Linked DNA regions of Homo sapiens: region 2 is linked to region 1. The links are chromatin loops, found by intact Hi-C in ENCODE. Cell type or tissue: sigmoid colon. All regions are shown on one strand.

What was found. Hi-C counts contacts between places; a loop is a spot of excess contacts. Peaks named below come from ENCODE experiments on the same cell type or tissue, not always from the same donor. Only the 100,000 strongest peaks of a DNase experiment are listed, where the experiment ranks them.
Region 2: a loop joins it to region 1, with 2.3 times the contacts of the local background. A loop is called at or near these places in 67 of 110 quality-filtered maps.

Annotation. Positions count from the first base shown.
Region 1 is chr6:38,009,661-38,017,660 of GRCh38, forward strand. The region is part of intron 2 of ZFAND3 (zinc finger AN1-type containing 3); the gene reads left to right. Among named protein-coding and RNA genes, the nearest start is that of ZFAND3, 190 kb to the left of the region's middle. RefSeq lists a silencer at 2,933-3,227. In sigmoid colon, a CTCF peak has its summit at 3,164 (motif pointing left); no DNase peak of the experiment used is centred here.
Region 2 is chr6:37,780,013-37,788,012 of GRCh38, forward strand. No RefSeq gene overlaps it. Among named protein-coding and RNA genes, the nearest start is that of ZFAND3-DT, 35 kb to the right of the region's middle. In sigmoid colon, no CTCF peak of the experiment used is centred here; DNase peaks (open chromatin) are centred at 3,522, 3,919 and 4,254; H3K4me3 peaks cover 1,496 bases.

The DNA.
Region 1 (8,000 bases):
CCAGGAAGTTCCTGGGCCAGATTAGGTCTCCTCCTTCATCTTAAACTCCAATAGAAATACAGAAACCTCTCTGCTTTGATCTGAATATGTTTTAAGAGACAATGTTATGACTGGTGGTTACCGTTGCATTTTAAGTTATAAACAGTATGTAGCCACTTGCCAGAATTAACAAATAGGTTAGAGTTACATTACATTCTTTTGAATCTGAAATTGATATTTTATCACTTGTTTTGGCCTTTTTGCTGAAATGAGAATTTGTGGACGGTGGGGGCGCAAGAGAAAAAAATGTTGGTTCCATGTCTGTCAGGTAACTGGCAGAGTTAAATTCCTATGGCATATTTCTGGTCGCAAAAACATCACTAAATGTCTAAATAAAGACCAAAACACTTCTAACATTGAATATTGACATAAATGTGAACTGTACATATATTTAAGACAGAAACTAAGCACAAGATAATATTTACCCAGTTATTCCAGCTCAGGGTGCCAGGTGAGAACCAGCCCTGGACAGGGCACCATCCCATTGCAGGGCGCACTCACAGTCACTCATTCTGGAACCGTTTAGACTCATCAATGAACCTAGCATGCATAGCTTTGGGATGTGGGAAGAGTACGCAGAAAAAAAACAGGTGTGCATGGGGAGAAGGTGTGAACCATATAGACAGTGGCCTCAGTTGGGAGTTGATTTTTTTCCCCCCTTACCATCCTTCTAATGAAATGATGTTGAAGGAAACAGTGTTATTTGAGGAGCCATTGTACAGGACTTTAACTGGGATTTTGAAAGTTTATATCTAACACTGTCATTTTGATTAGATTAATTCAGGTTTGGTGATATGTTGCTTGCTTTTGTCTTCAGCTGTTAAGTCTTTTCATGCCCTGGTCTATGACAAACATGGACCTGTTTTCTGTCACTATCATTTTGCTTTTACGCCCCCAACCTTTTTTTTTTTTTTTTCCGAGACAGGATCTTGCTCTGTCACCCAGGCTGGAGTGCAATGGCGCAATCTCAGCTCACTGCAACCTCCGCCTCACGGGTTCAAGCAATTCTCTTGCCTCAGCCTCCCGAGTAGCTGGGATTACAGGCGCCTGCCACCATGCCTGGCTAATTTTTTGTATTTTTAGTAGAGATGGGGTTTCACCATGTTGGCCAGGTTGGTCTCAAACTCCTGACCTCAGGTGATCCGCTCACCTCGGCCTCCCAAAGTGCTGGGATTACAGGTTTGAGCCACTGCGCCCGGCCCAACTTTTTTTTTTTTTTTTTTTTAAAGAGATGAGGACTCACTGTGTTGCACAGCCTGGTCTTGAACTCTTGGGCCCAAGTGATCCTCGCACCTCAGCGTCTCAAGTAGCTGGCACTTACAGGTGCATGCCAATGACTGGCTCATTTTGCTTTTTCTAAAAATTCATATTAATGGATGTATACAGTTGTGTCTGGCTTGTTTCAATTCGCATAATACGTTTGGGACTCATTCATGTTGTTTTCATGTAGTTTGTTCCTTTTCATTGCTTTCCATTGCATAAATTTACCACAGTTTGTTGAGCTGATGGATATTTGGGTTATTTCCAGTATTGGAGTATTTTAAGTTTCTGTAGACCTTTGAGTACAGGTCTTTGTATGAATGTATGCTTTTATTTTCTTGCATAAATACACACAGTAGAATTTTGGGGTTGTATGATAAAGTACAGCAGCTGTATGCTTAACTTTATAAGAAACTGCCAAACTGTTTTCCAGAGTGGCCGTACTGTTTTACAAATTCCCATCAGTAGTACATGAGCGTTCCAGTTGCTCCATATCCTTGCCAACACCTGGTGTTGTCAGTCTTTAAAAAATTTTGGTCATTCCACTGAGTGTGGAATGTAGTTTTAATTTGTATTTTTAATTTTAATTTGTAGTTTTAATTTTCATTTCCTTTTGGTTTGTGGATTTGTACTTTGTGGCATTTATGCTAAAAGTACCAAGGAGGAAGAAAGTTGTTTTTTTCTTCAGATTGTTATCATCTTGGTTTGTAACTTGTATGTTCTCAGAACATTATTTGATTCTCCACAATCAGTAGCACAATTAATTTTATATTAATTGGTTTTGTAGTTGTCCAGAACTCTATTACACTTAAAACGTGATCAAATACTATAAATTATTATATCATTTATGATCACACCTGATCAATTAAGAGGATTCGGGGAAGGTAAAACTTCATGTAAATCTTTGGAAAATGGTTTTAACCTGTTTCTCAGCTAATTAAAGAATACGTAGCTATATTTCTTGTCATTCTTTTTTTGGAAACTATAATATGAAAGTTCAAAATATAAAAAAGATACTTAAAATTAGACATTTGATAGTTGGGATATGTTATAGTACTTTGAAACAAATTCTGTAATAGTATTCAGAATTGAGATGTTTAGCACACACTGCGTCAGTTATGTTAAATGGTGGGGATGGGGTGTGGCAGGCAGTAGTGGAATGTAGAATGCTGCTGTATGCTGTGTAATGTAAGCATCTCCGTTCCTAGTGGAGAAGTTGCGTCGTGTTCTCAAGAAGCACAGAGGGAGACATTTGGTAAAGTACCAAGTAGTTGAATGAAATACAGTACATAGCAGATAAATTTTGTATATACTAACAAATCAGTAGCTATATTTGATATCCTGGGTAGCCGTATTTGATATCCAAACTATTAACACTTCATTACCCTGAAGAGCTTCCTCCTTTCTTTTTGATAGTATTTTTTTTTTTTTTTTTTTGAGTCGGAGTCGTGCACTGTCACCCAGGCTGGAGTGCAGTGGCGCGATCTTGGCTCACTGCAACCTCCGCCTCCCGGGTTCAAGGGATTCTTCTGCCTCAGCTTCCCGAGTAGCTGGGACTACAGGTGCGTGCCACCACGCCTGGCTAATTTTTGTGTTTTTAGTAGAGACTGGGCTTCACCATATTGGTCAGGCTGATCTTGAACTCCTGACCTCGTGATCCAGCCGCCTCGGCCTTCCAAAGTGCTGCAATTACAGGTGTGAGCCACCATGCCTGGCTGATAGTAATTTTTAATCTTTATGTGATGAGGTGTGCAGGTCCAGAAATCGTAACATGAATGGCAGTTAAAGGCCTTTGAGAAAGTAGGGGAGGGTGATGGATGCATCAGCCTCGGCCACCCTCTAGTGGCTGCTCTGACCATATTGCAACTTCAGTTGATCCTCTTAAGTGTACATCAGGAGGGGGAATGGCTGAGGGGCTTGTTGTTTTTTATACAAAATTCTTTTTTGTATTATAAAACATCTGGAGTAATCTAGAGGAATAACTTCAGTAAGGAGTTACCTTAAATATCAACATTGGTTATTTGGGTACTAGGATTATGGATGATTTTATTTTCATAATTATACTTGAGTGTATTTTCTAAATTTTACGTAGTCAACTTTTTGTTCTAAGTCAGAGAAACAGAAAGGAAGACTCACTGATCACCTCTGTGTGCCAGACACTGTTATATATATCATTCCTAATTCCTAATACACGAATTTGAGTTACATTGATTAGTATATACAAAATTTATGTCCTGTATTTTCAACTTCACTTGGGGCTTTAATGGAACACTATCATTCGCTAACATTTTTGTGGCACAGACTTCTTGCTGATGTTGTTTACCAGAGTGTCCTTTGATTCTACTTCAGTCTTGCCTAGTAAAGTCATCTTTCTCCCTTAATGAATATCTCACCTTCTTTCGGGACCACTCACCAGTCTGTGAACCTTCAAAACAAATACATTCCATGTTCTTATTCATGTTGACATATGTTTGATATAGTACATACTGCCGTCTGTTGTAGTTATTTGTGTGTATTGCCTATTTCCTAGCTTTGCATCCTACAGCCCCAGAACAACACATAGAAAGCACACAGTATTTGCCTAAAACCATATATTGGAAGCTTCTACCTGCCTCAGTTTGTGATGTAATGGTATTTGACTTATTTTAATCAGTTGCTTGGCATTGTAGCACATTTTCCTAGAACCAGTATTTCAAATGGTGTGTAGGTGCCTAAGCCCTGAAATACTGGTTTTAAAACTTAGCCACACATTTAAAAACTGGAGAGTTAAAAAAAAAACAAAAAAAACCTCCAATGTCCAGGTTACACCTCATACACGTGGAATCAAAGTATTTGGAATGGAAGCCAGGTATCAGTATTTTTAAAAAAGACACCCCATGTTATTTGGATGTTCAGCAAAAGTTAATGAACCACTACCCTATTTAATCTATACTGCATGGGTACTAAAGTTAAACTCCTGACATTTAAAGTTTTGCTTTTGGGGAAAATACTTTTCTCAAGCCAGATGCAAGAGGTTTTGATGGCATAAGACCTACAGATAACTAACAGGCTTATTTAAGCCCAGGTATTTATTGTTAAAGGAGGTATTTGTCCAACTTACTCTCAAATAGTTCCCAAAAAATGTTTGCAAGGGGAGAGAGAGAGAATGAGAATGGTAAAGCAAATGGGGGCAAAATGTAAACGGTTGCTGAATTCTATAAAGGCTGTATGGGATTGACTAATATTAGTCGTGCAACTTTTTTGTAAGTTTGTAAAACTTTTTAAAAGTTTTGTTAAAAAGAGAGAGAGAATTTGTTAACACAGATAAATCACTAATTGGTGAAATAGTAGAGATTTTTGTTTGTAATTTTACTTTATTATTATTATTATTATTTTTTTTTTTTTGAGATGGAGTTTCACTCTTGTCGCCTAGGCTGGAGTGCCGTGGCGCGATCTTGGCTCACTGCAACCTCCACCTCCCTGGTTTAAGCGATTCTCCCGCCTCAGCCTCCCGAGTAGCTGGGATTACAGGCACCTGCCACCATGCCCAGCTAATTTTTGTATTTTTAGTAGAGACGGGGTTTTGTCATATGAGTCAGGCTGGTCTTGAACTCCTGACCTCAGGTGATCTACCCGCCTCAGCCTCCCAAAGTGCTGGGATTACAGGCGTGAGCCACCATGGCCAGCCCTAGATTTTTGTTTTTAATTTTTAAAAATATTGGAGTGCACAGAGTATATCTGGCTTCAATCATCTCTTTTCATTCATGTTGCTGTTTGACTGAAATCCTCTTTCTCCTGGCGGATGGGATTGGCGGGTGGTCCTATTTTCTAAAGGGAGGAGGCATTTCCTATTTAATCTTGAGGATACAGGGAAGATGGTATAGAGTTAAGCATCAACCCACTTCTCTGTCTCTTCTTTTTGCCTCTTCTTTCTGCTTCATTGGCACAAAATACTGTTTCCATTAAGATGCTTAAAAGTGATGCAGGTGCAGTTCTGCAAATTTAGAAAATAATCATTCGTTGGAAGATACGTTAGATCGTTTAATTTTAACCTCCTGCTTTTTACCAATATGATGACTAAACCAAGACTGGTAGATGTAACCTTATACTTTATTTAAGGTCTACAAGGAGGAGGAGTATATATTTTACTGTTTCTCTTGTTATCTAGAATTTAACATGGGATATTTACCTTTAGGGAAATCTTTTATATTATAACTCTGCCCTGGATGCTTAGTTAGTTAACTGTGCTTTTGTAGTTTCTTTAAGGATTGTGGCTAGTAATTATGAAAATATACTAAATCTCATTACTAATCAGAGAAATGCAAATTAAAACAAAAATGAGGTAATTTCACACCATTTTATTGGCAAAAATTAAAATGTCTGGCACTGCCAAATGTTAATGAGGATGTGTGGGCTCTGCTATTGGTGGGTGTAAGAATTGAATACTGCCTTCATGAACAGTTTGGCAATATTTGATAAAGGAGGCATTCCTTTTGGCCTGACATTTCTAAGTCTGTATTCTGGAAATGCTTGTTCAAAGGAGTCAGGTACAAGAGTATTCATCATAGCAGTGTTTATGTTAATGGAAAACTTAGAAACAAGCCAACTCTCCAGCAGCAAGTGAATAGATTAATTGTGGTTTGTTCATACCCTAGAACACTATGCAGCTATTAGCAAGGAATACATCTCAAAAACATGGTTGAATTAAAAAACAAGTTTCTGAATGATGTGTATGTATGACACCATTATATAAAGTTGGGCAACTTGCAAAATCTTGTGTTTGTGGATACTTATTTGTAGAAATAGTATTAAAACATGCATTGGAATGCAAACCCTGAACCAAATTTAGGATAGCAGTTACTTCTAGGAAACAGAGAAGGGTATAGGATTTGAGGAGTACACACAGATTTTCAACTTGACCTGTGGTGTTTTCTTTCTTATTAAAACTCTGAAGCAAATATAGTGAAATGTTAAGATTAGACAAAGCTAGCTAGTGGGTGCAGTTGTTGTGTTATTCTCTGTAACTTTCTGTATATTTATAAAATACATGATTAGATACATTGAGGGTAGTATGTTTATAATGGGCCATACATTCAGTCACCAGTGGTAACATAGAACAGCAGACTGTGTCTTGCAGATGAGACCTAAGACAGTAGTTCCTTAGACAGTAGTTCAGAACTTAGGTTTTGGAGTCAAATATACCTGGATTAAATTACAGCTTATCCACTTGTTAGCCATCTGACTTTGGGCTTTAGTGTGCACATCTATGAAGTAACAATCAAACTTACCTCTTAGAGGTGGGTTGTGAGATTTTAAAAAAGTATGCTTCAAGTAATACCCACTCAATATATGATAGCTTCATTTAGCCTTTAACCACCTAGATTAAATAATTCTTGTTTCAAAGAACCATACTTCAGAGAACCATGGGACGATATGTTACAAATACAATATCGCTTCTTTTCTGTATGACTGGCATAATTAAAAGTTTCTAAAAGGCAAGTCCATGCCAGAACTTAAGAGAACACACTGGAGTTATATTCTGTACTGAGTTCCACCTACAAACTTAATTATGAAAGATGGTTGAGGTTAACTTTGTTATTGTGCTTTCCTCCTGGATAAGCTTGCTTTTTAAAAGGAAAAAGCTCCTTTAAAAATAGGTTCAGTTAAACTTACAATTTTGCAGCAACCTCAAATCCTCACTCTTAATGGATTTGTCCAGTGAAAATGGTAAACAAGAACACATACATGGTATGTAAAGGTAGATATAGGTACAACAAATGAAAGTATATTTTCCTGGACTGGAAAAATTCCTTTTTGCAAAGGTTATGTTTTTGTTGATCCTTTTCTTGATTTTCAGTGCAGAATTACTGTTAATATATTTTAATTGACCTTTGAGAGCTGTCTTAGGGATCTCTAGAAATATTATTAAATATATTCATAAGCCAGGCTCAGATATTCATAATCCATAGCGAGGAAAACTCTTCCTTACTATGTGTCAGAAAGAGAAGAAGGTAGATGACCTCTCTCCCCCAAATGTCTTGAACTTCCCTTTTCTAACCTGGCATTGCTTGCTTGCCTTCTGACCAAATTCATCACATTGGGAAGTGGAAGTATACATTGCTATCTGATGAGATTTCATTTTAAAAGTTCTCCCCAGTGAAAGCATTATAGGCACTTCAGAGTTGTGGGTGTTTGGCAGGTGTCTACAGCCAAGGAGAGTGAGGGAAAAGTGTTTCAAGCCCAGCTGTGTGGTAGAAATGGAGCATCTTCATCCAGCATCTCCCAGTGAATTGATCATGTGTGGAAACACCAGTCCAAAAGGTAACTCACAGCTTATGGAGGGACCAGAAGCTTTGGAATAAAGCACAGGAGAAGGAACCCATGTGAGGAAGTTGGGCAGGAGCTGTTTGGCGTTACAGTTAGAAGCATTGCCTTTCCATTCCACGATGACTTCAACTGGTATTTGAAGCTAGTTATTAGTGTGCCCAGTGAGCCATGCATTTCTGAGGTATCTCAGTGTTTTTAAAATAAAGTCTGAAATCTTGATCTGCTTAGTTCCACCAAACCCTGTTCAAATTTTCTGAAGGCACTTTAGCAGAGCTTGTCTTTTCATTTTGTGAATACTAAACTGTAAACAATGTTCTTAAAGCGGTAAAGGGAATATACATTTTTAGAATTTCTATATTTGATACTTGAAAAGTTGGGATAGAGGAGAGACCTGG
Region 2 (8,000 bases), 230 kb before region 1:
CTCTGCCATCAGGGCTTTTAAGGAAACTCAGGGAAGTCCTTTAGTGCCATCAGCGCTGTCTCTGAGGTCCATAGGGGGCTCATTAGCAGCCCTCCACCTCACAGTTAGTGGCCCCTCCTCCAAATGGCTGCAGGAAGGGAGGAGAGCAGCCCAAGGCCCTGAGTGGAACTACTGCAGCCTGAACTGCTTCCCCACTACACCCCCCGCCAAATCTCTGAAGTGGAGTGAAGCGGCTCCTGCCTCTCTTCCAAAGTACTCCCCTTAGCTAGAAAGGACCTATCCTAGACAAGGAAAGCAAGGTCCAGAGAGGCTGAGTGATTTGCCCGAGGCCACCCAGGCAGCGGGACAAGCTGAACTGCAGTCGGCTGTAACCTCCTAACCTCAGGTCTCCTCTACCTCCATCCCTAACATGGGGAAAGGCAGCCCTTTCTCCAAGGGCTTTGGAAGGCAGGCAGGCCACTGATCCAGTTGGGACTGACCCCCAGGCCAGAGGCCAAATGGGATGACCCCTGGGAGTTTCCCATCATCCCAGGATGCTGGGGTTCTTTAGTACATTGAACCAGACCTCTTTCACTTTCAGGACAGGCTGTAAAGCTCTCCATTGTTTGTCACAGCAGTTTAAGGCCAAAGAGGCCTCTCTCAGTGAGAAATCAGGTGCAGAGTGGGGTGGTGGGCAGCAGCCCTTTTGGGGCTGCCCAAAAGGAAGGATCGGGCACAGAGGGCTGCAGTTTCCACCTATTCTACAAACAGGAGCACCCCCCTGAGCTAGACCCTCTGCTGGGTGTGAGAAGTCCCAGGAGTGAAAGAGACGTGTTTTACTTTCAGTAAATAACTGATCAAAATGGATGGAGTGATTTGCAGCAAATCTTTTAAAGTATTCTGGGATTCAGTTTCCCCATCTTGTTTTGTTTGTTTGTTTTTGAGACAGAGTCTTGCTCTGTTGCCAGGCTGGAGTGCAGCGGCACGATCTCAGCTCACTGCAAGCTCTGCCTCCCAGATTCAGGTGATTCTCCTGCTTCAGCCTCCCGAGTAGCTGGAACTACAGGTGCACACCACCACGCCCGGCTAATTTTTGTATTTTTAGTAAAGACGGGATTTCACCACGTTGGCCAGGACGGTCTCGATCTCTTGACCTCGTGATCTGCTCACCTCAGCCTCCCACAGTGTTGGGATTACAGATGTGAGCCACCACGCCCGGCCTCCCCCACATCTTTAAGATGGGAATCTGATCTGATGCTCGAGGAAGCCTGAAAGGCCACAGAGAATCAAGTCTCAGGGAGCAGCCACAGATGCTGCCTATTGCCACAGATGCAGATGATTCACAGATTGGAGAAACAACAATATAATTCTGCAGCACAGTACCAGCCATGGGAGTGCTCGAGAAATGGTCATGGGTACTCTTAATATTACTTTGTGGTGGTGGTGATTGCTTTTTGTTTTTTTGAGACGGCGTCTCACTCTGTTGCCCAGGCTGGAGTGCAGTGGTGCGATCTCGGCTCACTGCAACCCCCACCTCCCGGGCTCAAGTGATTCTCTTGCCTCAGCCTCCCGAGTAGCTGGGATTACAGGCACCTGCCACAATGCCCAGCTGATTCGGTGGTGGTTGCTTTTGAGATGTCTTTCTGACCTCAGGTCCCAGGCTGGAAATTCTATATAGCAACCTTCTTTCCCAGCTTCCCACAGATTATGGGGATAGAAGAAATGACATTTATTAAGCACCTGCTGGCACTGTGTTGGACACTTTGCATGTGTTATCCCATTTAACCCTCATGATTTCCTAATGTGATAGCTAATACCTTCCCTCCCTCCCATTTTAGAGATGAGAAAATTGTGGCTCAGAGAAGTTAGGCACCTTGCCCAAGGTCACACTGTTCTTAATGTGCAGAATGTTACAGGTATTAGAATGTGCATGAAGCTTTATTCATAATAGCCAAAAACTGAAAAAAAATCCAGCTACTTATCAGCAGGAGAAGGGTTGAATGACTTGTGGAACGTTCATATGATGGAGTACTCTATAGCAGTGAAAAATAATGAGTTACCGATACAAACAGCAACATGGACAATAGACAGACATAAGTTGAGCAAATGAAGCCAACATAAAAAGATATATACTACATGATTCTATTTATATGAAGTTCACCAACAAAACTAATTTGTGGTGGTAGGGGTCAGAATAATAATTACCTTGGCCGGGTGCAGTGGCTCAGTCCTGTAATCCCAGCATTTTTTTTTTTTTTTTTTTTTTTTTTGTGAGACAGAGTCTTGCTCTGTCGCCAGGCTGGAGTGCAGCGGCGCGACCCCAGCTCACTGCAAGCTCCACCTCCTGGATTCAAGTGATTCTCGTGCCTCAGCCTCCCGAGTAGCTGGGATTACAGGCACGCGCCATAACACCCAGCTAATTTTTGTATTTTTAGTACAGACAGGGTTTCACTATGTCGGCCAGGATGGTCTCGATCTCCTGACCTCGTGATCTGCCCACCTCAGCCTCCCAAAGTGCTGGGATTATTGGCACCTGGCCAATCCCAGCACTTTGAGAGGCCTAGACAGGTGGATTGCTTAAGGTTGGGAGTTCGAGACCAGCCTGGCCAAAATGGCGAAACTCCATCTCTACAAAAAATACAAAACTTAACCAGGCATGGTGGCGGGTGCCTGTAATCCCAGCTAGCTACTTGGAAGGCTGAGGCAGGAGAATCGCTTGAACCCAGGAGGCGGAGGTTGCAGTGAGCCGAGATTGCGCCACGCACTCCAGCCTGAGCGACAGAGCAAGACTCTGGCAAAAAAAAAAAAAAAAAAAAAAAAAAAGAATAATCGTTACCTTAAGGTGATGAGGGGATGAGCTTGAGCTCATGGTGATTGTGGTATGAGGGGACTTCTGGGGGTGCTGGAAGTGCTTTATCTTGATCTAAGTGGTTAGTGTTATGTGAGTGTGTGTATACTATGTAAAAACTCATCCCGCTGTACCCTTAAGATTTTTCTTAACAAAAGAGAAAGTCAATAAATAAATGTCTCATATATATCATTTTAAAAGATGCAGGTCTAAGATTCGGGTAGCTCAGTTAACTCCGGCTGTGCATCCTGGCAGGAAGTGGGGCTGGGGAGGCCGACCCTGCCCACTATCCCTTTGAAGGCACACGTCCTGAGTCTTTGCTCAGGGACAGGGGTGTGAGCTTCCAGTCCCCAGCAGCACACCCTGCTAGCAGCTCTGCTTCCTGTGTCCACCCGGCAACTCGTGGGTAGGGGCACGTTTTCTCCAAGCCGCCCCTGGTTTTGAATTGGGTGGGGTGAGTTCAATAAGACCTTCTTAGGCTTCCCGGGAGGAGGCCTGGGGATGGCAGGAGGCTGGGAGGCCGGGAGAGAGACATTTCTGTGCATTTTGATGGGCCCTGAAGAGCATTCTCCCTGAGTGCTCAATGATATGCCAGAGCATGTCTCAAATGCGGAGGATGGGGAGGCCGGCTCCCTGGCAGATCTTCATGGAGAAGCTGACTCCAGCCGGCTTGTGTGCCCGTCCCAGAGGAGCGGAAACAGAGCCGAAGCCCACACCCCCAGGGCCCAGGCCCAGCCCTTCCAAGTCCGGAGCTCACCCAGCCTGCCCCTCGGCTCCTTCATCCTCCTCCAGACACCGTCCCTTCTTCTGTCTCTGCATTTCCCATCCTCTCCGCCCCTCCCTGTGCTGCTCTGTCTCCACCTCCCTGCCCCTGTCTCTCCATCTCCATCTCTCATTTCTCCCCCAGGCCCCCTGCTCCCCGCTTCCCCGGGCTGTGCTTCCTCTCTAGCCCAATATAAATAATAGAAATTAATTTGTCAGCCAGCACACGCAGCCCAGGCGGCGCAGTAGCGAGCTGAGGAGGAAAGCTGGTCGAAATAATTATTCTTGACTTACGAAATCATTCTTTTTATTCCTGAAGGCTAATGTGCGAGCAGCGCCGGGCCGGGCTGTGCTAATGGCGGACAGCGTGGGCCTGCGGAGGGCGCGCAGCCTCTTCTGTCCTCCTGTAATGAGCAGAGCCCCCACTCACAGCCCATCCCACTCTTCATTTAAAAGGCAAATGAAGCGTGGAGAGGCACTCTCTCGGTTAATGCAGTCACAGGTGTGGTTTTAAACAGGATTTGTCCTCAGGAGCACTCCCTCTGTCCCGAAGTTCCCGTCTCAGAGCGCGCGCTCTCCCCAGGTCAGCTCCAGGCAGGTGTGGGGAGGAAGCCCCTCCGCAAGGGGAAGGAGCCGATGGTTACCGAGGCTCTGCCGTAGGCCAGGCACTGTGCCACGCACGCGACTCGCGAGCACGCGTTGAATCCTTGCAAACATCCCGGGAATGAAGTCGGACAATTATTCCCACTTTTCCCAAGAGAAAACTGAGAGCATAAGCAACTTGTGCAAGCTCAAAGGGAAGAATCACCAGTGACCAAGGGAGATCTACAAACTCTCTCGCCCCGCAAGAGGGTGGAGGGAGAGGGAGGCGGTGGGGGGTTGAGGAGTGTATCAGTCAGTCCTGGCAGGGAACACAGGAAACACGCCAAGGTTTCATTGAAGGGGCATAAATGAAGAGGCTATTTACAGAGGTGGGGGGCAGCTTTAAGGAAACTATGATAAAGCACCCAGGGTGGCTACCATCCCAGGAGGAGAGGGAAAGGGCGGGAGCTGTGGCCATGGGAGCTGGCAGCCCCCGCAACAGGAGCTGCAGCCTACAGCCTTGGTAGAGAAATGTAGCCGCTGCCCAAACTGCCGCCTGGCAGCGAGGGAGGGGGTGGATAGACGCCCTGGGCTTTATCTCCTCCTGCCTTCAGATCTACAGCAGTGCCTCCCATTGCCTGCATCCAATTAAAAGCCAGAGGGCAAGAGAGTCCAGTGATGCAGTCGTAGAGGTCAGCCTTCCAGGCACAAAGCAAAGTGGAGGACAGAAACCAGCACCAGATGAGATGTTCTCCTGGAAGCTTTGGGAAAGGCCATCTCAGTCCCATAGAGACTGGAGACTTTAGGAAGAGAGAGCCCCCAGTCTTGGAAAAACAATTCCTAATAGGAGAGACACCAGTTCCTGTTCATAAGAGGTACCAAGTTGGGCGTCCTTGGACCCAGACATAAGCTGGGGAGCCAGAGAAACCTGGATGGAACAGGGACCCTAAGAAGTGGCTGAATAACCACCAGGAGAGAGGGAGTGGCTTCCTGAACAGGAGCTGACCTGCAAGACCGGAAGAGGGAGGAGGAGAGGAGCTGGCTGAGTGATGAACAGGGGCCAGCACTGAAGTACTGGGAAGAGATGAGGGGCTACAGCGTTGGTGGCAGGGGAGCGCAGAGCCTGCATAAAAGCATCCAGGTAGGAAAAGGTGTCTGGAGAGGTGGGCAGGCAGGGACGGGGGACCCAGGATGACTCCTGGGTCTACCCAGCAGGAGGCTGAGGTCATGAGTGAGCTGTGGGCTGAGTGAATCCGTCTCCCTGCTTCATTTTGGAGGTGAGGCAATGTGGCCAGAAAAGGCTATGATTACCCCAAGCCCACATGGGAACGGCTGGGTGGGCTGCCAAGCCGGCGAGGTGAGTGGCAAGGCCTATGGCTGGAGTGCCCAGCTGGCCTCCCTGCTGCATCTGCGGCCCCTCATCCCATCCATCTTCCTCCCACACAGCAGCCACCGGGATCTTTCCAAAACACGAGCCCGATCACGTCACTCACACTTGAGCCCACTGGATGCTCTCCACTGCACGGATCAAGTCTAAAGTCCTTCACTCCTTCCAAGGCTGACAGGAGGGCCATCAGCCCCCCTACACTTCCCCGTATTGAATCATAGCGTCTTATGTCTGCGCCTTGTGCAAGTTCCCTCAACTTGAAATTCTCCTGCCTGCCCACTCGGGCCCCATCTGGCGCCCAGCCTCGCTGTACTGTCACTTCCCTCGGGATCCTTTCCCAACACTCCTCTGCCTTTCTAGTTCTCCCGTTATAAAACTTACCAGGAGACAAAGGCACCTGTCTGTGTTCTTATCTTTGTCTCCCTGACTGTAAACCCCAGGAAGGCAGTAACTTTGGCTGGGTTGTTGTTACAACCTCACTGCTCAGCAAACGCACAGTGCCTGGCACTTAGTAGGTGCTGCATGTACGTGTTATAATCCATTCAAGGGAACAAGCGAGGAAAGCTTGATGTGTGCTGACATGGAGCCACCACCACGACACACTGTCAAGAATTCAGGACAGGCTGGGCACGGTGGCGCATGTCTGTAATCCTAGCACTTTGGGAGGCCAAGGCGGGCGGACCACTTGAGGTCAGGAGTTTGAGACCACCCTGGCCAACATGGTGAGACCCCCATCTCTACTAAAAATAAAAAAATAGCCGAGGGTGGTGGCGCAAGCCTGTAATCCAAGCTACTCGGGAGGCTGAGGTAGGAGAATCACTTAAACCCAGGAGGCGGAGGTTGCAGTGAGCCAAGATCGCGCCATTGCACTACAGCCTGGGTAACAGAGTGAGACCCTGTCTAAAAAAAAAAAGAATTCAGGACAGTGTGTGTTTGTATAAAACAGAATATACGTGTATTTATGGATCTGTACATAATATCTTCACAAGCAGACTGAAGAAACTGATAAGGTGATTGTCTCTGAGAAGAGCTGGGTGAGTGGAGATAGGAGTAGAAAGACATGATTAACACTAAGTGGGAAATATTTAATAATTAATTGGGGCTGGGCGTGATGGCTCACACCTGTAATCCCAACACTTTGGGAGGATGAGGCAGGCAGATCACTTGAGCTTAGGAGTTGAAGACCAGCCTGGCCAACATGGTGAAACCCCCATCTCTACAAAAAAAGAAAAAAAAAATTAGCTGGGCGCAGTGGCACGCACCTGTAATCCCAGCTACTTGGGACGCTGAGGCACAAGAATTGCTTGAACCTGGGAGGTGGAGGTTGCAGTGAGCTCAGATTGTCCCACTGCACTGCAGCCTGGGTGACAGAGCAAGACTCTGTCTCAAAAAAAAAAAAAAATAATGATAAAAATAAAGGGGTGGCCTGGACACCCTGGAGTGTGGAATTATGGGTTTGGTTTGGAGCAACTTGCCACTGCCACCCACTCCTCCTGGGATGTCCAGCCACCAGTCACCCTAGTTGAGATGCCCAGGTTGTCCCAGGTGCCATCCCAGATCTGAGGTGGACCCTAGGGGTTGGTGCAGACAGCAGCCAAGTGAGTCTTCCCTAAGTGAGGAGGGTCTGGTAGAGCTGTCTCGGGGCTCAGAAGAAAGGCAGGGAAGTGGGGCCTAGAGAGAGTGTCATTTACCTCCCTGCTCCACTGTACAGATCAAGTCTAAAGTCCTTCACTCCTGCCAAGGCTGACAGGAGGGCCATCCTGCTGGCTCTCCACTTCCTCTGAGGACAGAGGGCTGGGAAGAAACTCAAACAGGAGGGATGGAAGTTAGATAGCAGAGAGAACTTCCCAGAAGTAAAGTTCTCAGATCAATGGAATCACACTGTATGTGATTTTGTTGTGCCTGTTTACTTTCACTCAATACCATGTCTGTGAGATTCATCCATGTTGTTGCATGTGGTTACAGGAATTCTCTTCATTACTGAGTAGTACTTCATTGTATAATAAAGGAAAGGGCGGAGCTACGATTTGTTGGTGGTCTGTTCTCATGGTACCTCAGGGCTGGCTAGAGGGCAGGGACTCTGTTCTCTCTTTCCCACATAGTAGAGGAACTGTGTGTGTTCTTTCCCTTGAACTGGGACTAATAATCATAGTTCTGCAGGGCATCACATCAAGTGCAAGCAGTCCACCTCTCCTTACTGCCCCCTCACTCCATTGCTGCCTCTTACCCCAGGTCTCCACTGCATTAACTTCTACCCTCTGCACTCCCAGCCAGCTACTAAACATGGGAAATTGTCTTAAAGCAAAAACCACATGGAAAATTGTACTGAAAGGGTTCAGCCCTTCTCAGGGTGGCCAGCAGAGGTCTGTGGGGTGGGGGAAGGGTAAGGAAGGTGGTGTCGTGGACACAGAAAAGAAGGAAAGCTTCCAAGTTTCTTCTCCC